Regions from separate parts of the Homo sapiens genome. Here region 1 is linked to region 2. A link is a loop called in an ENCODE intact Hi-C map of the cell type or tissue named here. Cell type or tissue: heart right ventricle. All regions are shown on one strand. Links, peaks and the distances in the headings refer to the core of each region. The heading gives the core; the rest is flanking DNA. Region 1 overlaps PDZD2 (PDZ domain containing 2). Region 2 holds the start of LOC124900953 (a long non-coding RNA gene).

Region 1 (5,370 bases), core at 167-5,166, 170 kb before region 2:
AGTCTTTCCCAAAGGGGAAGGATATGAATCACTACAGACATATCCAATTACTGCCCCAAAATATGTAGGAGAAAGCAATGCCACGTGATCCCTGGGACACTCAAAACCTGAGAAAAAACTAATCCCAAGGAAGAGGCGGCAGAGGTATTAGCCCTTACTAGCTCATTAGGGGCACAAGCTCTAGAATCATCAACAGAAGGTCTGGATCATGAATCTGCGGAGGGTGTTTTTCCAGCTCAACAAATGTGGAAGGAGAGATGAAGCTTTCTTCAGTCTAAGCACTTCCATGCCAAGAGGCAGTGGAAATGGAAAATGTGGCCCAGGACTGACTGAACATTCCTGCTTTTAAGAAGGTAGAGCTCCATCAGAGGCACCATCTACACCCAATGCAGCACGCCATGAAGCCCTTTACTTTTATGTCAAAGTGAAAATGCCAGTCAAGAAGCTACTGAATACACACAGAAAGCACTTGAAGTAGGACCGGGTTGATTTCCCTCCAACTCCAGTTGGGAGGAAGATTCCTGCCAATTGGCTTTAAGTTCATGGTCGTGAACTCCAGACAACTGTCAGACTGACTGGCATCTTTAAGAGAAGCCAAGAATCTTTTCCTCATCAACCTGCCTTTTCTTGATATTACTGAGTCTCTCTGGTCTGCCCTATTGGGAGGTAATTCTCCCTGGGTCTCTTGCATTTCTGCATGGCGTGCAAACAGAGACAGAGGCTGTTGTTACATGGAATTATCTGTCTTTCCAGGGATGTTTGTAGAGTGAACAGCCTTGAAAGTTAGATAGTGTCTCAGGAGGAAGGGACAGGTTCCTTCCTCTGGTGCAAAGGTTGGTCAGGTCTGCTTCTAGCCCATCATAAAAGACTGAGGTTGCCTATGGTGAGGGATCCTCAGCTGTGATGCAAATCCACTGCATGTGCACACCCCCGAGCCTGTGTCACCGCCACAGGACTTGCAGGGGAAAGGGGAAATGATGTGAACATAAAGCCCTAAATAAACTGGGGTTAAATCCTAAAAACTGGGATTAGGGAAGCTAAAATCTAGTTGCTGTGCCATGAGTAATAAAAAGTCATTTGTCTCTGACTCAGGAATCTCAAGTCTCCTGCCAGCATCCATGAAACTATAGTGGAAAAGCTTTTTTTTTTTTTTTTTTTTTTTTACAGTTCTTGATACTACCTTTGGCAAATTTAAATAAGGTCCCAAGAACAAAATCTTGCCTAGGACAACTGTCTAGGGACTGGGGTTTGGGTCATCTTTCTAAATGTTAAGGGCGTGGGGACAATGTTTTGATACTATTGAGGGTCCACTTACTTTTTTTTATTTGCATATCACTAAAAAGTAAAGCACATGAGAGACTTGCTGTTGAATGAATTCAGTCTTCTTGGAGCTGGAAAAAACTGTATTTATTCCTGTGGAAAACAGCCCAGGCTGCAGATGCTGAAAAACACAATCTTTTTCCAGCATCCAGCACCAAGGATCTCCTTAACTAAGAATGAGCAAAATAATGGCTGGGCGCGGTGACTCACGCCTGCAATCCCAGCAATTTGGGAGGCCAAGGCAGGCGGATCACTTGAGGTCAGGAGTTCCAGACCAGCCTGGCCAACCTGGTGAAACCCCGTCTCTACTAAAAATACAAAAATTAGCTGGGTGTGGTGGCACATGTCTATAATCCCAGCTACTCGGGAGGCTAAGGCAGGAGAATTCCTTGAATCCGGGAGGCAGAGGTTGCAGTGAGCCAAGGTTGTGCCACTGCACTCCAGCCTGGGCAACAAGAGCGAGACTCTGTCTCAAAAAAAAAAAAAAACAAAAAAAACAAAAAAAAAAAATAGAAGGAGCAAAATAAGAAATAGGAGAGATCAAAGGAGGCCATTAAGGGCTTTGGTTTTTTTTAAACACAAAAAGTCAAGGAAATTTAAGTTGAGATGTTAATTACTTTAGATTTTAAGATCTTTGGATTATGACCTACAAGGGCATTTAATTTATTTGAACATTATTATGTTGACATTTTATATCATTGCAGAACCTCTGAAAAGTTGCACTAGACAATGTGGCTAGAAATAATTTTGGATGAGAAATACCACAGGGACTGAGTTTTAGTTTCTGGCAAATTTCGTCTTCTAGGGGTGGGGGGCAAACCATCATTGCCCATGAGACAGGCCTCTTAGGTCCAAGCTAAATATCCTTAGAAATATCCTGTAACTGTTTCAAAGCATTTGTGAGCTCTCCTGGAACACACTGTGACTAATAGCATGTCGCAATCCTGAGTATCCGCTGTCTTTCTCAGCCAGCTCTTGCAGCCTTACGAACAAACCATGCAAAGCGTGGCTTTTATCTCCAGCTGTTTCCTTTGTGCAAGCTTGCCTAGTCCCAAAGAAAACTTCAGGACTGGTTGCACCCAGTTCTCACCATGTTTTTATGGTTCCCAAGACTTGAAAAAAAAAGAAAAAATCTGCAGATGTGACAGAAGACATCTAAGCTCCAAATCCCCAGGAAGCTCTGTTGGCTCATTCCCCGGTCAGTGTCCATAGGACAGTGGAACGCAGCGATTTCCCTTTCAGGCTTCAGTCACACTAAGATTATTTTTAGGTTGCCAAAGGAAGCTCATTTTCCAAGTCTCTGGGGCAGATGTTTGAGTGACCGAAGGAGAACCAGATGGTCATCAGAGAGGCCTGGGCTGGGAATGAATAACCATTCAGAAAATGGGAATCAGGACAACAATAAATCAGCACAAAGTAGCAAGAAGCCTGCAAGTTACGTGTAGAAATTAAAACAGGAATCTACTGCTACACTCGACCCGCTGCTTTCCAATCAAGAGAGTAACTCAGAACTAAAGAGGAAAACAGCAACACCACAAAGTCAAACTCGTCAACCCTGGGCGTGCTCTGGTACACGCCGGGCATGTGTGCATAGATCAGAGGTTGTCAGATGCAGCTGGGAGTGGGGGGAGCCGCAACTGATGCCCACTGCGACGCTCAGGCTGTGGCTCCGCAAATGAATTAATACTGCCCTTGTTCTAGCTAAGCCCATTTCCAGCTTCCTCCCATTCATCACCCCCAAACAATTTGAATGGGCTTAACACACATTGAGAGTGATTATTTTTATGCGTTGAAATTTAAAGAGATCTCTTGGTTCCTTAGAAAGTTGAGGTAATCACCTTTAAGGGCACAGGAATGTAATCAGTCATTAGCTTGTAACTGACCCTCTTGCAGTGGGTTTGTATGTGTCATGTTCCCAAGAGAGGCTAGTGTCCTCTAGTAACTCTCAGCTCTTTGAAAATAACAGGGGGGCCAGGCATGGTGGCTCACGCCTGTAATTCCAGCACTTTGGGAGGCCGAGGCGGGTGGAGCACCTGAGGTCAGGAGTTCAAGACCAGCCTGGCCAACATGGTGAAACCCCGTCTCTACTAAAAGTACAAAAAATCAGCCGGGCGTGGTGGCACACACCTGTAATCCCAGTTACTCAGGAGGCTGAGGCAGGAGAATTGCTTGAGCCCGGGAGGCAGAGACTGCAGTGAGCCGAGATCGTGCCACTGCACTCCAGCCTGGGCGACAGAGCGAGACTCTGTCTCAAAACAAAAACAAAAAACAAAAACAACAAAAAAAGGAAACAACAGGGGATGTGGAGGTCAAGGAGGAGAATGCATGTGTTCAACCTTAGTACAGATTTCAAATTGAGGTAAGGTAATAACAGGCATCCTCTGGGAAGTGGAACTCTCTCACTCTTGCCATGGTCCCATGACCTAGTGGGTGAGAAAACTATGGGGTCTGGAGCTATTCTTTGGATTTGGGGGCTGGCTACTCAAGGTAGACCCTTGGGTCATTTCTCAGCAGTGTTGGCTACCAGGTTCATTGCATTGGATGTATTTCTGGAAGTAGGACTATGATATGCTTTAAACACCAGAATGACAAAATCAGGTGTGTGTGTGTGTGTGCGTGCGTGCACGTGCACGCATACACATGCATACAGGAAAATCTCAAGACATGTAAAAGGTAGTGGTGGGAAGGCTGTTAAAAAAAGAAAGGCATGTAAAAGAGCCCTAAGAAGTACACAAGGCTGGGCGCAGTTGCTCACGCCTGTCATCTCAGCACTTTGGGAGGCGGAGGCGGGCGGATTGCTTTGAGCCCAGGAGTTCAAGACCAGCCTGGGCAACATCACAAGACCCCGTCTCTACAAAAAATACAAAATCTAGCTGGGTGTGGTGGCACATGCCTGTAGTCTCAGCTACTTGGGAGGCTGAGGTGGAAGAATAGCTTGAGCCCAGAAGATGGAGGTTGTAGTGAGCCAAGATTGTGCCACTGCACTCTAGGCTGGGTGACAGAGCCAGACACTGTTACCAAAAAAAAAAAAAAATAGTAGTCAACAGGACAATTAGCAGGAAAGGAAGCAAGAGGTGAATTGTCAGAAGGGGCCCTGATACAGCAGCAGAGTCAAATCCAATTCAGCAGCAACAGTAAACATACCAGGCTCTTTTTTAGACAAATCTTTCAGAAAATGTGTCATACTCTTACATGGATTATTGTAACAGAAAAAGATTGTTTTAACTGGGCATGCCATTTAGGCAGGTTTTAGGTGAAAAGTAAGACATCGTGGCCTGGGCTTGTTGGCTCACGCCTGCAGTCCCAGCACTCTGGGAGACTGAGGCAGGTGGATCACTTGAGGTCAGGGGTTGAGACCAGCCTGGGCAACATAGTGAAATCTTGTGTCTACTAAAAACACAAAAATTAGCTGGGCATTGTGGAGGGCACCTGTAATCCCAGCTACTAGGGAGGCTGAGGCAAGAGAATCACTTGAAACGGGAGGTGGAGGTTGTAGTGAGCCGAGATCATGCCACTGCCCTCCAGCCTGGGTGACAAGAGTGAGACTGTTTCCAAAAAAAAAAAAAAAAAAAAAAAAAAAAGCATCATGGTTACATTTGGGCTCACTAGTTGTTTTTTGTTTGTTTGTTTGTTTGTTTGTTTGTTTTGTGACAGAGTTTCACTCTTGTTGTCCAGGCTGGAGTGCAATGGCGCGATCTTGGCTCACCACAACCTCCACCTCCCGGGTTCAAGTGATTCTCCTGCCTCAGCCTCCCATGTAGCTGGGATTACAGGCATGTGCCACCACGCTCGGCTAATTTTGTATTTTTAGTAGAGACAGGGTTTCTCCATGTTGGTCAGGCTGGTCTTGAACTCCTGACCTCAGGTGATCCGCCCTCCTCAGCCTCCCAAAGTGCTGGGATTACAGATGTGAGCCACCGCACCCGGCCAGGGCTCACTGTTAAGTTCCAGGCAGCACTCTCTGGCCTTCCGCTGCCTTCCCCAGATCAATATGAGCTCCTTGCTGCTTCTTTCCTTCCTTCTTTTTCCTTCCTTTCTTTCTAGGAATAG
Region 2 (5,370 bases), core at 78-5,077:
TTCCAATTAACTGGGTGTCCCAGAGGAGAAGGAAGGAATTTTTTTGTTTTTAAACTCTAGGAAACTGGCTGGGCACGGTGGCTCATGCCTATAATCCCAGCACTTTGGGAGGCCAAGATGGGCGGATCACCTGAAGTCAGGAGTTCGAGACCAGCCTGGCCAACATGGTGAAACCCCGCCTCTACTAAAAACACACAAAAAAAGGCCAGGTGCGGTGGCTCACACCTGTAATCCTAGCACTGTGGGAGGCCAAGACGGGCAGATCACCTGAGTTCAGGAGTTCGAGACCAGCCTAGCCAACACAGTGAAATCCCGTCTCTACTAAAAATACAAAAATTAGCTGGGTGTGGTGGTGCATGCCTGTAGTCCGAATTACTCGGGGTGTGAGGCAGGAGAATCACTTGAACCCGGGAGACAGGGGTTGCAGTGAGCTGAGATCGCACCACTGCACTCCAGCCTGGGTGACAACGAGACTCCATCTCCAAAATAAATAAATAAAAATAAAAATACACACACACGAAACCAACAAAACTCTAGCAAACTGTTCAGAATGGAAGGGCAGAGTTTCTAGATTGAGAAAGCCCACTGGAAGCCTAGTAAAATGGATGGGAAAAGACTCACACCAAGTCTTACAATGAAACTTCATGACAACAGAGAGAATATTAGAGGATGACGAGGAAATCCTAAGAACTTTCAGGAGGGGATATCCATTCAAAGCATAAGCCTTTAGAATGACACCACACATCTCAATGGCAATTCTGAAATCTAGAAAAGCAATGCTTTCTAACTTCTGAGAGAAAGGGATTTCCAACCTAGAGTTCCTACTCCATGCAACCTATGTCAACCTTGGAGGATCTCAAAAAACTTGCCTCCCATGTCCTCTTTCTCAGGAACTTCTGGAAGGTGTATTTTACCAGCAAAAGAATGTAAAGAAAAAGGAAGACATGGGGTCTAAAACACACGGGATGCTACATGAGAAATCAGCAAAATAAATTCTCATAATAACAGTGAGAGGAGACCCCACAATGATGGATGTGCAACTGGCCTCAAGAGCGGCAAGCGGAGGAGGACAGAGTTCTCATGAGGGAGGGACCCAGTGGGCAGTATGTACTTGCTAACTAGAAATAAGTGCAAAGAGTTGAAAATGGTTGTCTCTGGGGCACAGAAGTGGAAGTTGAGGCTGAGTGTGGTGACTCACGCCTATGATCCCAGCACTTTGGGAGGCTGAGGCAGGAGGTTTGCTGAGGCAGCCCAAGAGTTTGAGACCAGCCAGGGCAACATAACAAGACCACGCCTCTAGAAAAGACAAAGAACTGGAAGTTGGTAAGAGGTAAGGTGAGTGAGTACTGTCCCTAGTTATAAGCCTTGTAGACATATTTGACTTTTTAAAGTTATATATATATATATATATATATATATAGTTTTGATAAGGAGGGAAGCTCACGCTATAAGTCTGATTCCGGAATGAAAATCCAGTAAAATCAGGAAGCACCCACCCTCTGGAGGGCAGAGCAACAAGCACTTGGCCAAACCTCTGGGAAACAGAAGACGATGAAGAAGGCAAAAGGGGAGAGCAGGTAAGCGACCTTGATGTCCCAGGAAACAGTGCAATGGACTCACCATTCTCTTCAACGACACCATCCCTAAGTGTGACAGAGATTAGCAGGAACAGAGGCTCAAGGGAAGCGCTACTACGTGCCAGGTGCGCCGCTGGGAAATTTAGGGACGTGAGGAGGCAGAAAGGCAGTTTGGTGACTTTGCTGCTCTTAGACCATCTTTCCTTCACTCTAGATAAGAGGGAGGCTGGCAATTACACCCAGCAATGCAGGCTCAGAGAGGGTGAGGGCCCAGATAAGCCTTAAATTCACTTCGATTCCGAACCCCATCACTTTCCCTTTCTTGTTTCTTTTGTTTGTGGCCCGCTCTGAGAACTCTTTTTCTTCCTTAAGACCTGACACAGGCCTCTTTCCCCAGAGGCCATCCTGTCTGTGAGTCCTGCAGCTGCACCCAGGGGCCTTGGGTTTGACTGAAGATCCTGGATTAACTGTGGGTGGGTCCCGTATCCTCTCAACTCCATTAACATCTCAGCAAAAGGAGCCACGGAGGCCTACAGGTTAGCATTCAATGGCCAGATTAGCAGCTGGGGACGAGATGAGGCCCTTGCAATTCACCTGCAAAGTTGAATTGAGAGTTACAAAACAGTGTAAGAGTGCAAACTCTGAAAATATTATTTTGTATGTATTTAAAGATATGTCTATATTATTTAGAGTTTATTATATCCCCTTATGATACCAAACTCAGCCTGGCCTATTTCTATGAAAAGCATTTGTTTACTGTTTACATTCACAGTCTTTTTCTCCCAGACATGGTTCCCAGGATGACAGCTGTAGTTACCGCCTTCTTTCCCTCCATCTCATGAGACAAGACTGACTTCATTTCACTTCTGGTGTTTATCAACTACCTAGTAGAGAGGAGCTACAGGACAGAAAATGCCATTCTCTTTCCAAACATCCTGCATCTTTAAATATCTTTGATTTGTGGATCCTATGATCAAAACATTTTGGGAATCAGTGGTGGGGCTGTTGTCCAAGCAGGCTGTTTAGTAATTTGGGGGCAAAGATCTGTCTCCAAATGCCATCACGACTTCTTGTGAAATCATCCACAGTTCCCGCGGGTAGAGAAAGCAGCTTTGCTCCGTCTCAGTCATTCTGCTGCTAGCGAGGGATGGGGGACAGTATGACAGATTTCCCGGGCTGCTGCCATGCCCCCCGCCCCTACCGGGGCTTCAACGGCACAGGCCCCAAGGTTCTGAAACCGCCGTGGCTCCGGAACCCCCTATTACCTGTCCCCTCTGGGCACCCCTTCCCTGCCCGTCACACACAGCCGGGGCGCCTCCTTCCGTCCAGCCATTGACAAACCAGCTCCAAGTCACTTACTCCTCCCGAGGAACACAAACCGTCTCTCAACACGCAAATCCCCCACTTTAAAAACAACACACCCCAGTGATCCGGGAGACGAGAAGGGCAGACGCTTAGGTGGCCGCTCCGCGCCTCCGAGGCTGTGGCTAAATCTCCACATTTGTGGATTCAGCCCCAGTCTGCACCCGACCTGGATCAGATCAGAAAACCTGAGGCTTTCGCCTGAGAAGCCGATTTCCTACCTCCAGTTCTGAAGTCACCTTCGGAGGGTTCCTCTCCGGAGCTCCTGGGAGTCTCCGCCGGCAGCAGCTGGGCGCCGGGTAATCCGCTCGCCAGGCCGGTCTCCGCGCCCCCGGGGCAGCTCATTAGCCTAATCACCTGCAGGCGGCCCGGGGGCCTGGGGCGGCTGCCAGCTGCCCTCCTGGAACGCGGCTCCTGCAGGACTTCCCGAAGGCTGCTCTCCGCCGGCTCCAGGTCTGTGGGAGGACCCCCCCCTCCTCCCTCCGCGCCGCGGTGGAGGAGGTTAGGAAAAGCCTGTAATGCAATCCTAAACTCGGCTCGCCACTCCCCTGCTCACTTGTCAAAACCCCACGGCATTCCAAGATCCCCTCCCCGGTCACTCCCCTCGCCGGGAAAAGGAAACCGCCCTGGGGAGGATTTCAGGGAGTTTGGGGCTTCTCATCCAGACACCTTTGTTTACACCGAGGGCTCAGGAGCTTCCTGGGGCAAACCTGGAGCAGGTTAGAGGAAAAAGCGCCCTACCCTAGACCCTCGTTTGCACCAAAAGTTCTCCCTCCGAGCCATTGCAAGAAGCTCCACCTTCCCACATCAATTCACTTCATGACCACTCCGTTTCATAATCCGCGGCAGCCTGAGTTCTTACAGGGGTGGAGCCCCCAGCTAAAATCACAACCATCGTATGGGGCAGGATGTCAGGGAACTTTCCAGAAATCCCCGGTCAGAGCCTTTCGGCTGGAGTAACCAAAGTTAACACCGCTGAATTACAATCGCCGGTGACTGCACGACTGAAGCATTTCCTTTATACCTTCTCCCGCTCCCCTACCCCTCCCACCTTCTGTGGGGTTCAGTCAACAAGCCCTCCCCCAGGAGGCCTGAGTGGGCCTGGGCCCTGCAGCCATCGCTCCAGCTGCAAACTGATGAGGAAGCCCGACCCACGAGGCCGAATTGTTTACATCACACCCACTGAGGCTTCCTGTCTTAAATTAATGGGAACACAAATAAGACAGGAAAAGAGTGTTTGCTTTTCTTAAAGCAGGGGAGGGGGGCTGGCAGCGGGAGGGGGAGTCACCCCACATTTCATTGCTTTTCAAAACTTCAGCTGTATTCTCTTCCATTTTTCCACTCCTGACACTTGTTGAAAAGTAAAAGCGTCACTGGTGCCAAACCTCAAGCCTTTATGGAACGTCTGCTCAAAACACATTTCACCTGGCTTCAAAAGGCACCCAGGGTGGAGCTCCCAGGGACCTGAGCTAGAGGAATGGAGAGCTCCTGAGGTTGATGGCACCAATCTCAGTGCAAACAAACTCACTCAAGCCCTGGGCCTCCCTCCCGGGACTTGCACAGGCAGGCACACACTCCACTCCTTGGGGTTCAGGTTAAGTCACACCCCAGTCCCACTCCACCCCTCTGGCTCTAAGCTCTGGTTGTGGGCATCCAGCAGCCCCTAAAAGTAAATGAGCTTTGCAACGGACAGATCTGGTGGAATTCGAAGCAATTAATTATAATGGAGGAGGCAAAAGAAAGCTTCAATTCCAGTACCATTACTGCCACCGGAATGGGTAATTAAAGCCCAGGAGGGGCCAACCCATGTCAAGCCTGGGCTGGAAATCTGCCCACTCTCAGAAGCAGCCCCAGAGCACATAGTAAATAATTATCATCATTACCAGTCCTGGAATTACCCCTAGTTGCTTCATTCAGGTGGGCACAACAGCCAACCCAGAAACAGGCAAGGAGTGTCAGGTCATGGTATTCCTCCTTCGGAAGAACCAAAAGGAAACAGAACCCCAGGATAAGATTTATTTCAAGAAGTTTTGGGTACTGCAACCAACAATACCTCATGGAGTTTAGGAGAACACTACATGTGCCCAGTGAGAACAAGCTTTGTAGACCAGTCCTCCAAACATCGCAATTCCTGGGTCAAAGCAAATTAGGCTGATGATTTCAGAAAAAACCAAGGGTATTAGAATTCTCTAACACAAAGTGTCTGGCTTACACATATTATAAGGGTCTCAGTGAATGCTGGCTCCACCCCCTTCCCTTTTCCCACTCTTCTGCCAGGAAGTGGTAGTCTTTCATTAGCATCCTATAAGTTTTATGGGAATTAAGTTCAAATTGAATAATTTTCTAATAATAATTTGAGAAGTGCTCCTTTGCTTCCTTTCTGAGTGTTTTTTCCACAACAGTTTCCCAATGTTTTAGCTTCTTTCTCCAC

Evidence for each region. Peaks named below come from ENCODE experiments on the same cell type or tissue, not always from the same donor. Only the 100,000 strongest peaks of a DNase experiment are listed, where the experiment ranks them.
Region 1: a loop joins it to region 2, with 8 times the contacts of the local background. A loop is called at or near these places in 11 of 110 quality-filtered maps.

What each region holds. Positions count from the first base shown.
Region 1 is chr5:32,025,123-32,030,492 of GRCh38, reverse strand. The region is part of intron 6 of PDZD2 (PDZ domain containing 2); the gene reads right to left. Among named protein-coding and RNA genes, the nearest start is that of MIR4279, 92 kb to the right of the region's middle. RefSeq lists an enhancer at 2,959-3,460. In heart right ventricle, for the core only: no CTCF peak of the experiment used is centred there; DNase peaks (open chromatin) are centred at 1,522, 2,242 and 2,382; H3K27ac peaks cover 3,648 bases.
Region 2 is chr5:31,852,959-31,858,328 of GRCh38, reverse strand. All of the region lies in intron 2 of PDZD2 (PDZ domain containing 2), which reads right to left. It overlaps LOC124900953 (a long non-coding RNA gene), which reads right to left and starts at 3,473. Exons shown (of 2, transcript XR_007058717.1): 1 at 3,161-3,473; 2 at 1-2,171. RefSeq lists enhancers at 3,653-4,325, 4,326-4,999. In heart right ventricle, for the core only: a CTCF peak has its summit at 2,888 (motif pointing left); DNase peaks (open chromatin) are centred at 3,058, 3,598, 3,818 and 4,068; H3K4me3 peaks cover 2,920 bases; H3K27ac peaks cover 3,491 bases.